Regions from separate parts of the Homo sapiens genome. Here region 2 is linked to region 1. Evidence: read pairs that join two places in POLR2A ChIA-PET (ENCODE). Cell type or tissue: PC-9. All regions are shown on one strand.

Region 1 (8,000 bases):
GACTTAATTAATTATAAATATAATAATTTTTTTGGAGATGATAAAAATTGAGGCTTCAGTGTCAGCATGAATAAATGTTGAGAGGAATCTAACTAAGTGTACAAGCACATATTAGATTATTTTGAATTTGCATCTCTCAGCACATAGTAGTTACTCAATGAATATTAATTTCATGAAAAATGAATGAGTAAACTCTTCTTTATTTTTACCTGAATTTTTCCCTGCCAGAGAGGCTTTCTCTGATCACACTTTGTAAAACTGAAACCCTTTTTTCCTGACCTATTCTCACTCCTCCTGCTGCATTTTCTTCATAGCACTTATTGCCATCTAACATACTGTATATCTTATTTATGTATGTATTTCTTATCTAGTCCCATACTAGAAAAGTCAGCTCGTGACAGCTTACGTTTTTGTCTGTTTTCTGCATTGCTTTATCCACAGGGTTAGACTAATGCCTTGCACAGAGTAAATGCTGGATAAACTTATAAGTGAAAGATTAAATGAGTGAATTGATAAAAGATTGAATAAATATTAATATATTTGTCAACAATAATAACAAAAAGTGAATATACTATTCATGAGACAGCTGTAAGTTTACTTTTTCTTCTTTTTAGAATATTCTTCTCAACGTTGGCCCATTCAGATCTGAAACTTGACTTTTTTTTCACTTAAGGACATTCCTTGGCCACATTTATATGATTGTGAGCAGTTTTCTTTGGTAGGTGGTTAGTGATAGGAGCCATTTCACAAGAAGAGTTGGCCTTAACTAGAGATGCAGAAATCTTCTAACATGTAAGAATGTAGAGGATATGGACACAAGGATAGATAAGTGGGTAGATATGGTTTTGGTGGTAGTCATGTAGACAGAAAAATTGTCAACTGAGAGTATAGGTATCAGATTTTTTTTAAAAAAGAGAGAGAAAGTGGCTGGGCATGGTGGTTCACGCCTGTAATCCCAGCACTTTGGGAGGCTGCGGTGGGCGGATCACCTGAGGTTAAAGACCAGCCAGGCCAACATGGGGAAACCCCGTCTGTACTAAAAATACAGAAAAAAGAGGTAGCTGGGCATGGTGGCAGATGCCTGTAATCCCAGCTACTTGGGAGGCTGAGGCAGGAGAATGGCTTGAACCCGGGAGGCAGAGGTTGCAGTGAAGCTGAGATTGCGCCATTACACTCCAGCCTGGGCAACAAGAGAGAGACTCCGTCTCAAAAAAAAAAAAAAAAGAGAGAGAGAGAGAAAGTATTACAGCATGGCAGCCTCAAAGATCTACTCAAAGTTAGTAATCATTAATATAAAATAAAACAATTTACTCAGAATAGCTGTGCTTTTTTCCAGCTATGTTAATGTGCATGAGTACAAATCGATAGTAGATGGAGTGATGGGTTTAACTAGGGTTGTATTTAAACCATGGGCTTATGACAAACTGAAACAAGAGCTAGAGAGTTGAGGGCATTTGCACCCAATTGAGTATAATGATTGCCCATTAGGATACATAAAGACAAAAGTGAAGGCACAAAGGGAGGAAAGGATAGTAAAAATATGATAGGATCAATGAACTGATAATCTGGCTCAAGAGAATGTTGGAATTGCAGTTTATAGGGAGTGAACTAGAACTATGAATGTAATTATTGAATATCATGGAAGGCCTGCTACTATTGATCAAAAGTATGTCGTGGGAGCACATGAGTGAGACCGAGTAGGAGAAAACAGTTTTGAAGATAGAGATCAAAGAACTGAGAAGCCAGAGTACTAGAAAGATTATCTGTGTATATTGTAATTTCCAAGAGTAATTTTGGGAGTATGTTGATAAGAGTTATATTAAGACATGAGTTTAAAATCTTCATAGATGTTAGGTAAGTGTCTCCAGGAGACAGAAGATGACTACCACAAGGAGTGGCAGTAGGAAGCATGAATTGACAATATGAGATTCGAATCTGTAAATTGTTTAGGAGGGAGGAAATATGGTCCTAAAGCAGCAATGAGGAGCAAGAAATTCACTACCTCAGCAGTACGTATTGACATAGGAGACAAAGAGCTATCACTTGAGTGTGCTACATGGAAAGTGGGGTTTTAGGGGAGTCCCAGGTTTCAATTAGAGTAAGAAGGTGAAGGGATACAAAAGGCTTTGCCTTGACTTTGTGTAAAAAGGGAATAGTGAATTTGTTTCAAAAGTTGGGAAGGAGCGGGCGATCATCACAAAGGCAATCCCTGTTCCTGGTGGCATGAGGATCAGTTCCTGGGGAGTGAGGGATGATCTGGAAATTGTGGGCTCCTTGAAGTAACTGATAGGAACAGGGTTAAAAAGTACGATTATATTAGTCTCGATAGACCACTTGTGCATGTTCACAGGCAGAAAGCTGTGTGTAGAATATGGGGATAGAGGCCTATTGCTAAAATGGAGAGTTATAGGCTCCCTGTAGATTCCTGCTATTAGAAGAATTCTGAAATAGAGCCTTTTCTTTCCAGCACTCAAGTGACTCTTCAACCTACAAATGGCAGCCTTGCAGGGAAATGAGACGGCTCTCTTCAACAATACGTGATATTCTGTTTTGTGGAGATACCATAACTGATTAATTCCTGTGAGATGAAGCGTACTGTTATAGCAGCTTTATTCTTTTAAAACCCTAATTTTGTTATATAGTCTAATCTGTTTAAGCAACTCTTGCCCAATTTATTAACTATCAACTATTTTTACATGGACTTAACTTATTAAGTGAGGTTACAACCAGGCATACATATATTGAAGTGGCAAAACTGACAGTTTGATAATATTATAACTTATCTTACCACTGCTAGGAAAAGATCCACATGATTTATTAATGCTTTCTAAAAAAGCACTTAAGGCAGGTAATTAGAAAATCCTGGCATATCTAATTTGTTTCTGTCTAGTTAGAAAAAGTTATTATAGCTAAATAATAACCTCAGCAGCAGAGTGTTCTCACCAACGAGCCATAACTTGAAGCAGATAGAGTGAGGAGAGAGTGAGATGCCTGGGAAGGTGTGTACACTCTGAGGAAGAATCTTGATTTGTTCCTTGGCTCAAAAGTAGGGACAGAAGGAAAAGGAAATTTATTCATGACCTGAAGAAGATTTTGAAATCAAGTCCACAGGCAGCAAATAACAATGACAAAAGACTTACTCATCCATTGAAAGGACTATACATACCTTAAACAATTTGCAGGGAACATTGAAAACATATGGTTAGCTAAGCTGACAGTTCATACAAGCTCTTTAGCTACAGAAAAGGAACTCAATTTTTGTGCTGAATTAGGAGAAAGCAACAGATTAGATATGCTAGGATTTTCTATTTATCTGCCTCACTTTTTGTTTGTTTAAAAAGCAAAAGAAAGTATTAAGTCACGTGGATCTTTTTTTTCATGAAAAAGATCCAGTTAAAGTTGTTATGAATCCCCTCTTTTAAATATAAGTACTTTAGTAACATTGAGGAGTCAGACAAACCTGGGGCAGAGTCGAGTTCACTTTTGAACAGCATTATTACCAGTAAAAGAGCAATAGAACAGTTTCTTACACATGAAGCTGGTATGAGGATGTAATGAGTAGACATGTGTAGAATATGTAACAACATGACTGGCACATAAGTTTCTAATGCATTATAGCCATTCATGAGAAGAGATATACAATTTTGGAAGCCCCTTTTAAGAAAAAGATTACAAAAATACCAATACAAAATGAGGTGCAAAAGTAATGAGAATGGAAAAAATCACAAATTTATAAATTTTTTAAAACTCCAAAATAACATACACAAAAAGCAAAATCCAGTAGGTTAAAAATATTTTAATCAACTGACTGCTAAACACATCTCTGTAATGCTTTTTGGGCTATATTTGTCTGCAAATTTAGAGATTTTAAATTATGTCTTTATATGATGTTTAAAAAATATTTTATAAAGGGAATATAAAAGTAATTCAGTCTTTCCTCTTTCTCTAGCATGGTTAATTCTGTTTTTATTATTGATAGTTTCAAAGTTTCTTTCAGCTTCATAATTCATCACTGGCAGTATTACGTACATTTTTAAGATTGTTGTGAATTTGGCAAAATCTCTAGTGTCTTTCATAGATTAGTTGAAATTTTTACAATTTCCTATAGTTTCTGGCTTCATGTATTCAGATCTTATTTCTCTTCCATTACCTGTGTTGGGCACCATAGAACATATGTAAATTAACATACCACTCCTGAATAGAGAGCCAAAAGAAGGCTCTGATAACTATTGTTTCAGGTGGGCCTTCTTTTGAGAAGTCTCCAAGTCTTTAACTCTTCTGATGAAAACAGTGCTTTCCTCTATATTCAGACATATTTAACTACACTATATCTACAAATTCAGATATAGTGTTCTCTTAAAAGAAATATTTTCAGACAATTAAGCTATGAGCATGGATCATAATCTTATGAGTTTTGCCATAAAGCAAAAGTCCTCTAACAGACCAATGCAAAGATTTATATCTTAGTAGAAATGTTTATTTAAAAAAAATGGTTAGTAAATATTATTAGACTCAGAAAGGAAAGCATGTCAAGTCACAGGCCTTTGAACTGCTGATTGATGGGCCACTGGTGGGATGAGCAGCTCACCTCCCAGAAGTTCCTTGTCTCATTTTGCTGTGTCAGAAACTTACGTAAACGTTTTATCTGTGATGCTAATTTCTTCCTAGAAAGAAGTTACAGATCATATAGCCAAGAAAGTTCTATTCCAAATTATGTTTGAAATAAACCATGGAAGAAATTCAGCATTCCAGCCAAGTAACTTCCTCACATAACTTAACCTCTAAGAGTCTCGGTTTGTTTATATAATGAGTGAGATGGATAATGTTTACTTAACCTGAGTTGTTTTGAAGATGATGTGACTTAATGTAAAAATATCTAGCACAAACTCAAGGACATTGTAAGTCCTCAGTAAATGCCAGTTCTCTTCTTTGGAAATATGGTGCAATTCCCTTTTTTTTTTTTTTGTATGCTCACTATAATGATGAACATACATAAGTTTAGGATTAAATTATTGACTCTAGAGGCAGCAGTCTTAAATACAAAAGGAGAAGGCCGGACACTTGGTTCACGCCTGTAATCCTAGCACTTTGGGAGGCCAAGGCAGGTGGATCACCTGAGGTCAGGAGTTCGAGACCACCCTGGTCAACATGGTGAAACCCCGTCTCTACTAAAAATACAAAAATTAGCTGGGCATGGTGGCACGTGCCTGTAGTCCCAGCTATGTGGGAGGCTGAGGCAGGAGAATTGCTTGAACCTGGGAGGCGGAAGTTCCAGTGAGCCAAGATCACACCATTGCACTCCACCTTGGGCGACACAGCAAGACTCTGTCTCAAAAAAAAAAAAAAAAAAAAAAAGGAGAAAAGAAACAAGATGCCATGCCATTTCCTAGGTCATGAACAAAAGATGGAAAGTATCATGTGGAAACTGACTGGTTGTGACTGAATTTTTATAAAAGTGAAACAATTGAAATATAAATAATTGACAATATCTCCGTTCTCCCTGTCAGAAAATTATCTTCATGCAGGGGAAACCAAGACAAAGTTCTTGGTATGTGTAACAACTAGAGTGTTAAGAAAATTGGTTATTATAATTTATTATGGCCTTCCAGTGGATTAAGCATAGACTACTTACAAATTGTCTCTCAATTTGTACAACACTCTTATGAATACAGTTTTATTATTCTCATATTAAGTAGTAACAGCAGAATTTTATCATCATTTAGTAATTTGTCCAAGGTCAGATGATTAGAAATATATGCACCTTTCAAACCCAGAACATCCCTACTCTAATCCATGGTCTTTGTTCAGTACCACACTGCTGTTCCTGTATGTTCTGAGGAGCATTATTACTTAATCAAAAAGATAATTTTCATTGCATTTATTTTAAAGGTGAAGTCAGTAATTTATTTTATAGTGATCGGTGTTTACTTACGGTGACAAGTACATTCTAACTGAGGTACTATATCCAGTTCCAGATAAATACATATAGGTTGAAAAGGCAAATATTAGGGCTCTAGTACTGGCCACTTTGAATAGACGAAGACCTTAGTTCTGGAGCAGTTTTCTAGAGTCACAAGTTGTTCCAGGGACTGACTATACAGGTATCTGGTCCTGGTGAAAGTTTCCTGGGAAGGATAGGCTAGCCAGTAAGGAGATGGAAGTCTTTAAGGAGCTTAGTTGTAGTTTCAGTTTTTGTTTTTTCCTTTGTAAATTAACAATTAGTATGGCCATACTTCTGAGTATCAGCAAGGTGTCAGTCCTGAATATACTGCTCAAGAAAACATACTTTGGATAGAAATACTCAAATTTTAATAGTAGCTGTTTATTCATGGTGGGATTGTTAGTGACTTTTATTTTCTTCTTTATACTTTTAATTAATTATTTCAACATATATTAATTAAAGGCCAACTGTATGGCATGCACTCCTCTATCCCTAGATTTCAGAAGTAAATAAGACAAGGTGCTTACTCCTGTTATTTTTGTTGATGTTACATTTTTAATTAGAAAATATTCAACTGAATTAAAGAAAGTATATCAAATCATTGGATGGTAAGATGAGGAAAAGGCTTGAGAAAAATTAATATTGTGCTTTAAAAGATTATATTGCATTTATGAAAAATACATGGCAAAAAGCTGAGTAGTTTATCAAGTGTGGACACCTCCAATATTTTAGCAATTCAATTGAGAGTATTCAATTTGAATAAATGCTACTGAAATGTCTATTTAATATGCAAATGCCAATACAATATTGAGTGACCACAAGAGTTACCTTTAGAGGGACTCTGCTTCCAAGTTAAGAGTCTGCTCTGGTCAAGATTGAGTGAGAGTTCTCATTGTAATTTAATAAACATGATGATGCTTACATGTAGCTTCTTATTTCTTCAAGAAATTTGCAAGGCGGGGGAAAGATGTCAAGTCTGATTTCAGAAATTGTCAAAGACTTTCAATACTTAGGCTTCAAATGCTGGCTTTACAATCTTCTTTCTTATTTAACGTTTTTAGAGAAATGAAGGAAAGGGAAATTTGAAGTAAAATTAGAGAGAGATTCCATGTCCTTGGACAGAGGAAATTTAACAAGACAAGCAGGTTTTGACCAACCAGTTCCAGATATTGCGCTGTGTCAAATACAGTTCGGTCCAAATGTTCAAAATCTGCCGCTGCACACATATTTACAGGCTCTTCGTATCAATTAGTCTACTTTGTGCTCATGTAGAGAACTCCATGCATTACATTTCTATAAGGTGTTAACCAAAAAGACCGAGGAATTTTCCCCAGGCATGGAGATGTACAATGTCCCATATTCATGGCACTTTTGCCAAACGCAGAACCTGTTTAGCAAGGTTTCTGTTTCTACCTCATGTGTAGTGGTGTTGCAATAGTGCATTGGGAAAGCACATTATGCTTGAGGATGATGCTGAAAATAAACCTGGGGAATGGAGGAGTCTTAAGTAGTACTTGGGTGCTGTCCAAACTGGCAATCTGAGTTGTTGCTCTGATAAACTATTGTTTCAACTGGGCCTTCTTTTGAGAAGGCTTCAAGTCTTTAACTGTTCTGATGAAAACAATGCTTGGAGTTCCTTTTTTCTCCGTATTCAGACATATTTAGCTTCATTTGTGTTTGAACTGACCCCTTTCCCTGACCCCTTCTAATCAACCATATTAAAAGTATAGTACCGTGGTTTTCAAAACTTGTTAAGCAATAATTATTTTTTCAACTAGAATTGATCTTGATTGTTCAATATATAAAACAGATAAAGAAGGGGCTTCCCTGGTGAGATTCTGTCTTGTTTTTTTGTTTGTTTGTTTGTTTGTTTGTTTGTTGAGATGTAGTCTCACTCTATCGCCAGGCTGGAGTGCAATGGCATGATCTCGGCTCACTGCAACCTCCGCCTCCTGTGTTCAAGCAATTCTCCTGCCTCAGCCTCCCATGTAGCTGGGATTACAGGTGTCTGCCACCATGCCCGGCTAATTTTTGTATTTTTAGTAGAGACAGGGTTTCA
Region 2 (8,000 bases), 870 kb after region 1:
CTGAGCCAATGGGGTGGAATAACAATAACCCTGTAGCATTTTCCTTTTTCCTTTTGTTTGGTCTTTCAAAGCCCTTAATTAAGACCTGCACAAAGCACCCCTACAGGCTTTTTTCAATGAGGCATTACACGCCTGTTTTCTTGTATTTAAAGAAAAAAAAAATAGCAGGGATTTTCTGAAACACATTAAACAGAATACACAATTTCCATTTATTTGCAACTGAAACACTGTTAAAATTTTAGAGCTTAAATATTATCATCAGTAACAAAGCAAGTTCTTTCCATTTCAGGCTTGGGGAGTGGAGGGTGAAAGAGGGACTACTGAGAAGGAGGCGGGAAAGTTAGAGCTGAGACAGGCAGAAGAGTGCCAACTCAAAGAAGTGCTGTTAAACCATTTCTCCAGGAATAAAACTGCAAGCAGCCATAATTTAGAAAGACCTAGATTAGTCTCTAAACCTTTCAATAGCTTAGCACCTACAAACTGAAAGAAACAGCAAAACATGAAATATTCTTAGAGCAAACAACTAGTCAACCGAGACAAAGGGTCATACAAGTTGGAATTGAATCTACTTCTGAAACACTCCTTAAAAATCACACACAAGAAAGATATTTTTACAATTAAACAATCTCTATAAGAACTTTGTGTAGGTCTATAATTGATTTCTTTTTCTATCTTGGCCTTTAAAAAGCTTCATATAATTAGGGTGGATAAGAATCAGAATGTCCAGCTTTAAAAATATCCATAGCCTAATTAAGTTTTCATTATTCAATTTTCTTTTTGCACAACTTAAATAAAGGCTGTTGTGTTCACTTTTAAATGCTCTGAAATATAATCTTTCCGGGTTTTAGACTGTTCTGAAAATACCTAGTTCTGCCCATAATTTGTTCTTCCCTCCCCCTCTCACAAGTATCCTGAGTGACAGCTTAATGTGACAGCTTTCTTGCCACAATTCACCAAAGGGGAGTGGCAGGTAGGGTTCTCAGAGAACAAATACCTAACAAAGCCATCATTCTGGGGAGTTACTTTCAATCTGTCAATCCAATCCATCAAGTGGAATGTGCTCCACTATTCTCTTGTAAATGTGCTTATTTCAAACAAGGCAGAACTCGGGCAGCTGCCCTACAGAAGACTAAATGACCCAGCTCAAATGTCACCTCTGCTGTGAAGCCTTCCAATCCCCAAGGCAGAGTAAATTCCCCTCCTCTTTGCTCCCACAGCCCTTTGTTCATCCCTCCTTTAGGGTACTCTCATACTGTATTTGATTCGTGCATGTCTGTCTTTTCCACCAAACCCTATCACCTATGGACACGTGCGGGCCAGTGTGAGAGACTGGAGGGCACGAACTCTGGAGTCAGACTATGTGGGTTCAAATTCTGGTTACAGATTATAAATCATGACCCTGGATATATATTTTCAATATATTTGACTAACGCTTATTTAAACATTTTGTACTTCAGTTTTCTGAGCTTAAAATGGAGATAAAGAATACCTCTTATACAGCTGTTATGACGATCAAGTAAACTCACACATATAAAGCTCTTAGCATGATATCTGGTACACATGAAGGGCTTCATAAATGTTAAAACAGGAAGCACAGTTCATATTGTCCCTCCTCCCCCAACGAATACAGCAGCACACTTAGAAGTACAATAGAGGCTGGTTTCAGTGGCTCACACCTGTAATCCAAGCATTTTGGGAGGCCGAGTAGAAGGATGGTATAAGGTAAAGAGTTTGAGACCAGCTAGGCAAGACAGTAAGACCTCGTCTCCACAGAAAAATTTAAAAATTTTTCAAGCCTGGTGGTGCATGCCTGCAGTCCCAGCTACTCTGAAGGCAGAGGCCAGTAGATCACTTGAGCCCACAGGTGAAGGTTGCAGTGAGCTGAGATGGCGCCACTGTACTACAGGCTGGGCAACAGAGTGAGACCCTGTCTCAAAAAATAAAAAAAAAAAGTGCAGTAGCCACATATTTGATGTTCATGGTATAAACTTTGGCTAAGCAAGTTAATTAATAAAATGTCACCAGTAAAATATAATAGAATATCGAAAGACAATCTGTCTATGTCCTTCAAATTATTCAACATTTAAGAGTATGTTACATGCAAGGCACAAATATAACCAAGGGAAGAACTAAAAAGATGCTGAGTGAGAGTTGATTCCTGCCTATAGAGAGCTTAAAAATGGGGTTGTTTGATTTTTTCTTGTAAATTTGTTTAAGTTCTTTGCAGATTCTGGTTATTAGCCCTTTGTCAGATGGGTAGATTGTAAAAATTTTCTCCCATTCTGTAGGTTACCTGTTCACTCTGATGGTAGTTTCTTTTGCTGTGCAGAAGCTCTTTAGTTTAATTAGATCCCATTTGTCAACTTTGGCTTTTGCTGCCATTGCTTTTGGTGTTTTAGTCATGCAACAACCCCATCAAAAAGTGGGCGAAGGATATGAACAGACACTTCTCAAAAGAAGACATTTATGCAGCCAAAAGACACATGAAAAAATTCTCATCATCACTGGCCATCAGAGAAATGCAAATCAAAACCACAATGAGATACCATCTCACACCAGTTAGAATGGCGATCATTAAAAAGTCAGGAAACAACAGGTGCTGGAGAGGATGTGGAGAAATAGGAACACTTTTACACTGTTGGTGGGACTGTAAACTAGTTCAACCATTGTGGAGGACAATGTGGTGATTCCTCAAGGATCTAGAACTAGAAATACCATTTGACCCAGCCATCCCATTACTGGGTATATACCCAAAGGATTATAAATCATGTTGCTATAAAGACACATGCACACGTATGTTTATTGTGGCACTATTCACAATAGCAAAGACTTGGAACCAACCCAAATGTCCATCAATGATAGACTGGATTAAGAAAATGTGGCACATATACACCATGGAATACTATGCAGCCATAAAAAATGATGAGTTCATGTCCTTTGTAGGGACATGGATGAAGCTGGAAACCATCATTCTGAGCAAACTATCGCAAGGACAGAAAACCAAACACCGCATGTTCTCACTCATAGGTGGGAACTGAATAATGAGAACACTTGGACACAGGGTGGGGAACATCACACACCGGGGCCTGTCATGGGGTCAGGGGAGGGGGGAGGGATAGCATTAGGAGATATACCTAATGTAAACGACAAGTTAACGGGTGCAGCACACCAACATGGCACATGTATACATATGTAACAAACCTGCATGTTGTACACATGTACCCTAGAACTTAAAGTATAATAATAATAATAAAAAAAAGCGCTTACAAACGATTCTGAGCATGAAGCTGATAGGAGGTCAGCAGGAGTGGTTGCACAAGATACAGGTGGTAAAGACCACTCTGATAAAACAGGATGCAATAAAGAAGCTGGCCAAAACCTGCCAAAACCAAGGTGGTGTAAGCGTCCTCTGGACATCCTCACTGCTCATTATATGCTAATTATAATATATTAGCTTACTAAAGGAACCTCCCACCAGTGCCATGACAGTTTACAAATGTCATGGCGATGTCCAGAAGTTACCCTATATGGTCTGAAAGGGGGAAGAACCCTCAGTTCTGGGGAACTCCCTGCCCCTTTCCTGGAAAACGCATAAATAATCCACACTTTGTTTAGCATATGATAAAGAAATAACCATAAAAATAGCTAACCAGCAACCCTTGGGGTTGCTCTGCCAATTTATTCCTTTACATTCTTAATAAACTTGTTTTCACTTAACTTTGTCACTCTTATTGAATTCCTTCCTGTGCAAAGCCAAGAATTCCTGTGGTCTCCGAGGCTGAACCCCAATTTTGGGGTTCATCCTATGACAAAGCATCTAGAAATGTATGTCTATTGTATTCATGGCTGACACTATGCTTTCACAATATGTTTGACTAATGTGCATTTTGTCAACAGTGTGTTAAGTCTTTAAATTTTTAAAAATATATGTACAACCAAAGTATCGCATTTCACTAAAGGAATAGAAAGTAATAGGGTTTATGCATGTTATATTTAATATACTTCAATGAACCTTATAATTCTCACTAATGCTCCATGTTAACATAGCACCATGTATGCATTCCAGGTCTATATCCTGTGGTTCTATGATTACAGTTATTGCTCTCTGTAGCACTGTAAGAGTCAAAACTACTTATGTATGAAATTAAAGAATTTGGATCATGAACAAATGTGTGGTAAAATCATTTTGTTTCCATAATGCTCTTTTCAAAGACCTTACCATTAAATACAGGATCACTGGCTTAAATGTGGCAATCTAGTAAGACCTAGTTTAATAAAATCATCAGTAAGTTAGAATCATGTTTAAATTAGAATAAATCATCCAGAGTTTCAGTTGTTCTTTTTTTTCTTTTCTTTTTTTTTTTTTGAGACAGAGTTTTTGCTCTTGTTGCCCAGGCTGGAGTGCAATGGTGTGATCTCAGCTCACCACAAGCTCCGCCTCCTGGCTTCAGGCAATTCTCCTGCCTCAGCCTCCTGAGTAGCTGGGATTACAGGCATGTGCTTCCATGCCTGGCTAATTTTGTATTTTTAGTAGACATGGGGTTTCTCCATGTTGGTCAGGCTGGTCTCGAACTCCCGACCTCAGGTGATCCGCTCGCCTCAGCCTCCCAAAGTGCTAGGATTACAGGCGTGAGCCACCGCGCCCTGCCTCAGTTGTTCTTTAGCTGAAAAGAATGTATGGAAACAAAATGATTTTGCTGTACATTTGTTCACAATCCAAATTATTTTGTCATGAAACACTAATTTCATGAGTCTGAATAAAACATTAAAGCTACAGATATGTATTTGCATTTGAAAATATCAGGTAGGTTTACTGTATTCCATTTTTCTAGAAGAGAGTAATGAGACTAACAAAAATGAGCTCCTTAAATCAACCATTGGAGCAAGCCCCCTGAGGACAGAAGTATTGCCTTTCACTTCTACTCTCACTAGATTAAGACTACCAACAAATGCCTTTCTCATTCACTCACTGATACTTAATAAAAACTAAATAAAACATAATAAACACATACTATAATAAATTTTTACATCTTTTCTGATTTTTCTATGGAAGTATGCAAATGGGAGGTAAAACTCACCTAGTTGACAATATCTAACTATCATAAGTTAGCTAACTTATAATAATAAAACTATCAGAAGTCAAGACTATTATTTGCATTATCTTCATCCAAGAGAACATGCTGCCCATCATCAACACTGTCCAGTATTTATCAGCTGCTGTAAAATAATAAATACCTACTTAAGTATAATGAGTGAATCCTCAAGACATGCCTAAGAGTTTATTTTTTAATATTGAATGTATAGTATCATAATAATTAAAGTTTAACAAAAATCTATTCAATCATTTTGTCAAATGTCAGCCAGGCGAGATGGCTCATGCCTGTAATCCCAGCACTTCAGGAGGCCGAGGTAAGATGATCATTTGAGCTCCGGAGTTCAAGACCAGCCTGGGCAACACAGCGAGACACTGTCTCTACAAAAAATAAAAAATTAGCCAGGTATGGTGGCCTGTGCCTGTGGTCCTAGCTACTCAAAAGGCTGAGGCAGGAGGGTGACTTGAGCCTAAGAGCTTGAGCCTGCAGTGACCCATGATCACGCCATTGCACACCAGCCTGGGCGACAAAGTGAGATGCTGTCTCTTAAAAAAATCAAAAACTTGCTTGGTTATTTACTATTATTAAAAAAAGAAAAAAAAAAGAAGAAGACCAATAAATAAAAAGTAAATAAAATAAAAATAAAGTTTAAAATGTTGACAATTATATCATTTCTGAGAAAAATTCTGTAGGAGATACCACTTCCAGAATTCAAAGGACGTATGTCTATAATTAGCTGAATATTCTAAACTCTTTAAAAACACTCCAGAAAATATAACAGGATGACCTTCAATTGTTTCTGCTATGCTTCCTGATCAATATTTTAACAATTAGAATTGCTTTATTAACAATATCTCTTCAGTGAGTGTTCCTTTGACTTATTTCTAGGTTAGCTAAAAGTTGGTTCCCCTAGAAGCTGATGATTTGAGGCAAAAATGCCTTGTTCAACATGGAAACTGAAAGGCAGAACTTGGCTACATCTCCCTGAAAAACGCTTTCGTTAAGTCTGATGAATGTGATATTCTGCTTTCCAAAAGACTGGCATACTAGTATTTTTATTGTATAATATCCAATTCCCTATATGCTATTGTTATTCTAGATCCTCTGAGCAAAATGAAGCTGTTAATATTAAGGACAACGGAAGGGACAGAATTTTGAAGATGGGCAATAGGGCCTTAAGACTAAAGCTTAAAACTATGCTACCAAAAAAATTTAAAAAGCAACATTCAACAAGCCTTATAAATTGTCAGTAGAGACATGGGTATATTCCTCTACTTGAAACATGGTACAATTAATACTTTTCAACTCCTCCTGGCAGAATACTTTCCTTCCGGCAGAATATCTTCAATTTCTCCTGGTAGAAAATAGACACTTTCAATTCCACAAACTTCCACTTGGAAATGAAACGGAACTTCCCATAATGTTGTTGCTGTATAATAAAAAATACTCAACACAGAAAATTGTGCTCTCAGGCCAGGCACGGTGGCTCACGTCTGTAATCCCAGTACTTTGAGAAGCCGAGGTGGGTGGATCACCTGAGGTCGGGAGTTTGAGACCAGCCTGACCAACATGGAGAAACCTCATCTCTAATAAAAATACAAAATTAGCTGGGGGTGGTGGCACACACCTGTAATCCCACCTACTCGGGAGGCTGAGGCAGGAGAATCCCTTGAACCCGGGAGGCAGAGGTTACGGTGAGCTGAGATCGCGCCATTGCACTCCAGCCTGGGCAACAAGAGCAAAACTGCGTCTCAAGAAAAAAAGAAAGAAAATTGTGCTCTCACATCCATTCCTTGCTTTGGGATGCTAGATGCAATGCACCTATATTTAGAAACAAAACAACCATTTCTTTGCCAACTCTTCATAAACCTTTCAATTTCTCCAACAAGTCTGATACCCTGGGACAAAATAATGTCCAGTGGCAGGTTATGTAATGATCTATATACTACTTCCAGGATTACTATTTCTAGGTTATGTAAGGATCTATACTATTTCTAGGACTCCTTACAAAAACACTTCTTAAAAACACTACAGTTTTTAGTATTCACAACTAAATGAACGGTACTTTTCAATACTTAAAACTAAAGTTTAAAGAGTCAACTTTTATTTCCAAAGTTAGCACAATTTTTCACTTAAAATAAGGAAATGTTAAATTTAAAGAGACCACCAGAGAACTGTTTAGAACCATTTAGTTTGGAACCATAACTTCAGACAAATGCTTCACACCACTATTTTAATGAAGAGTACCCACCAGACATCACTTAAGAACTGAGGCCTAAGTCACTATATCAAAGGTATAAATTATGGTCCAAAGACAGCGCCAGGCACTGCTGAGCTTGGAATTGCTTACTGAGCAACCAAGTTGTTTCAAACAAACTAAATGTTTTAAGGAGGCTAAAGGGCAGTGGAGGCAATTATTGGAAGGAAATTTCTCACTAGGCCAGAAAGGAATAATTAAGTCTTTGCATGCTAAATCACATCACTGGGGTTAACAATGAAGTAATCAAGTGTAAATGGTGACAAAGCCCATCTACAAGACTCATGAAAGGAAATTAAGGTTGTGGGTAATCTAGACTATTGTTGCTTAAATACCACAAAAATTAGTCCCTAAAACTTCATTCATTCATCCCCTGTTTAGATAAATGTGTGTGCTTTTAGTGGGAGGCAAGAAATTGGTTAATCCAGTAATTAAGGCAAATATACTGAATCATCAGAAGTAAAACACCATTCAGCTACTAATTCACAGGCAGAGATCCAAGGTCATTCCTCATACTAAGACTGTACCAAGCACTCAGTAATAAAATACTTTCATAATAGGAGAGCCATGTCCATTCCATTCAAAAATATGATTCAAACCATTTAAATTATAAACCTAATGCATAATTTGCATATTGTACTTTCTCTGCT

What was found. Peaks named below come from ENCODE experiments on the same cell type or tissue, not always from the same donor. Only the 100,000 strongest peaks of a DNase experiment are listed, where the experiment ranks them.
Region 2: POLR2A ChIA-PET joins it to region 1 with 12 read pairs; 1 of 35 experiments calls an interaction of 5 or more read pairs at or near these places.

What each region holds. Positions count from the first base shown.
Region 1 is chr11:26,576,357-26,584,356 of GRCh38, forward strand. All of the region lies in intron 14 of ANO3 (anoctamin 3), which reads left to right. LOC124902648 (a long non-coding RNA gene) reads right to left here. Exons shown (of 2, transcript XR_007062627.1): 2 at 5,647-8,000. Among named protein-coding and RNA genes, the nearest start is that of MUC15, 8.1 kb to the left of the region's middle. In PC-9, no CTCF peak of the experiment used is centred here; DNase peaks (open chromatin) are centred at 3,165, 4,805 and 7,395.
Region 2 is chr11:27,443,943-27,451,942 of GRCh38, forward strand. The region is part of intron 1 of LGR4 (leucine rich repeat containing G protein-coupled receptor 4); the gene reads right to left. Among named protein-coding and RNA genes, the nearest start is that of LGR4-AS1, 24 kb to the right of the region's middle. RefSeq lists enhancers at 1-464, 3,400-3,694. In PC-9, no CTCF peak of the experiment used is centred here; DNase peaks (open chromatin) are centred at 969 and 3,799; H3K27ac peaks cover 3,084 bases.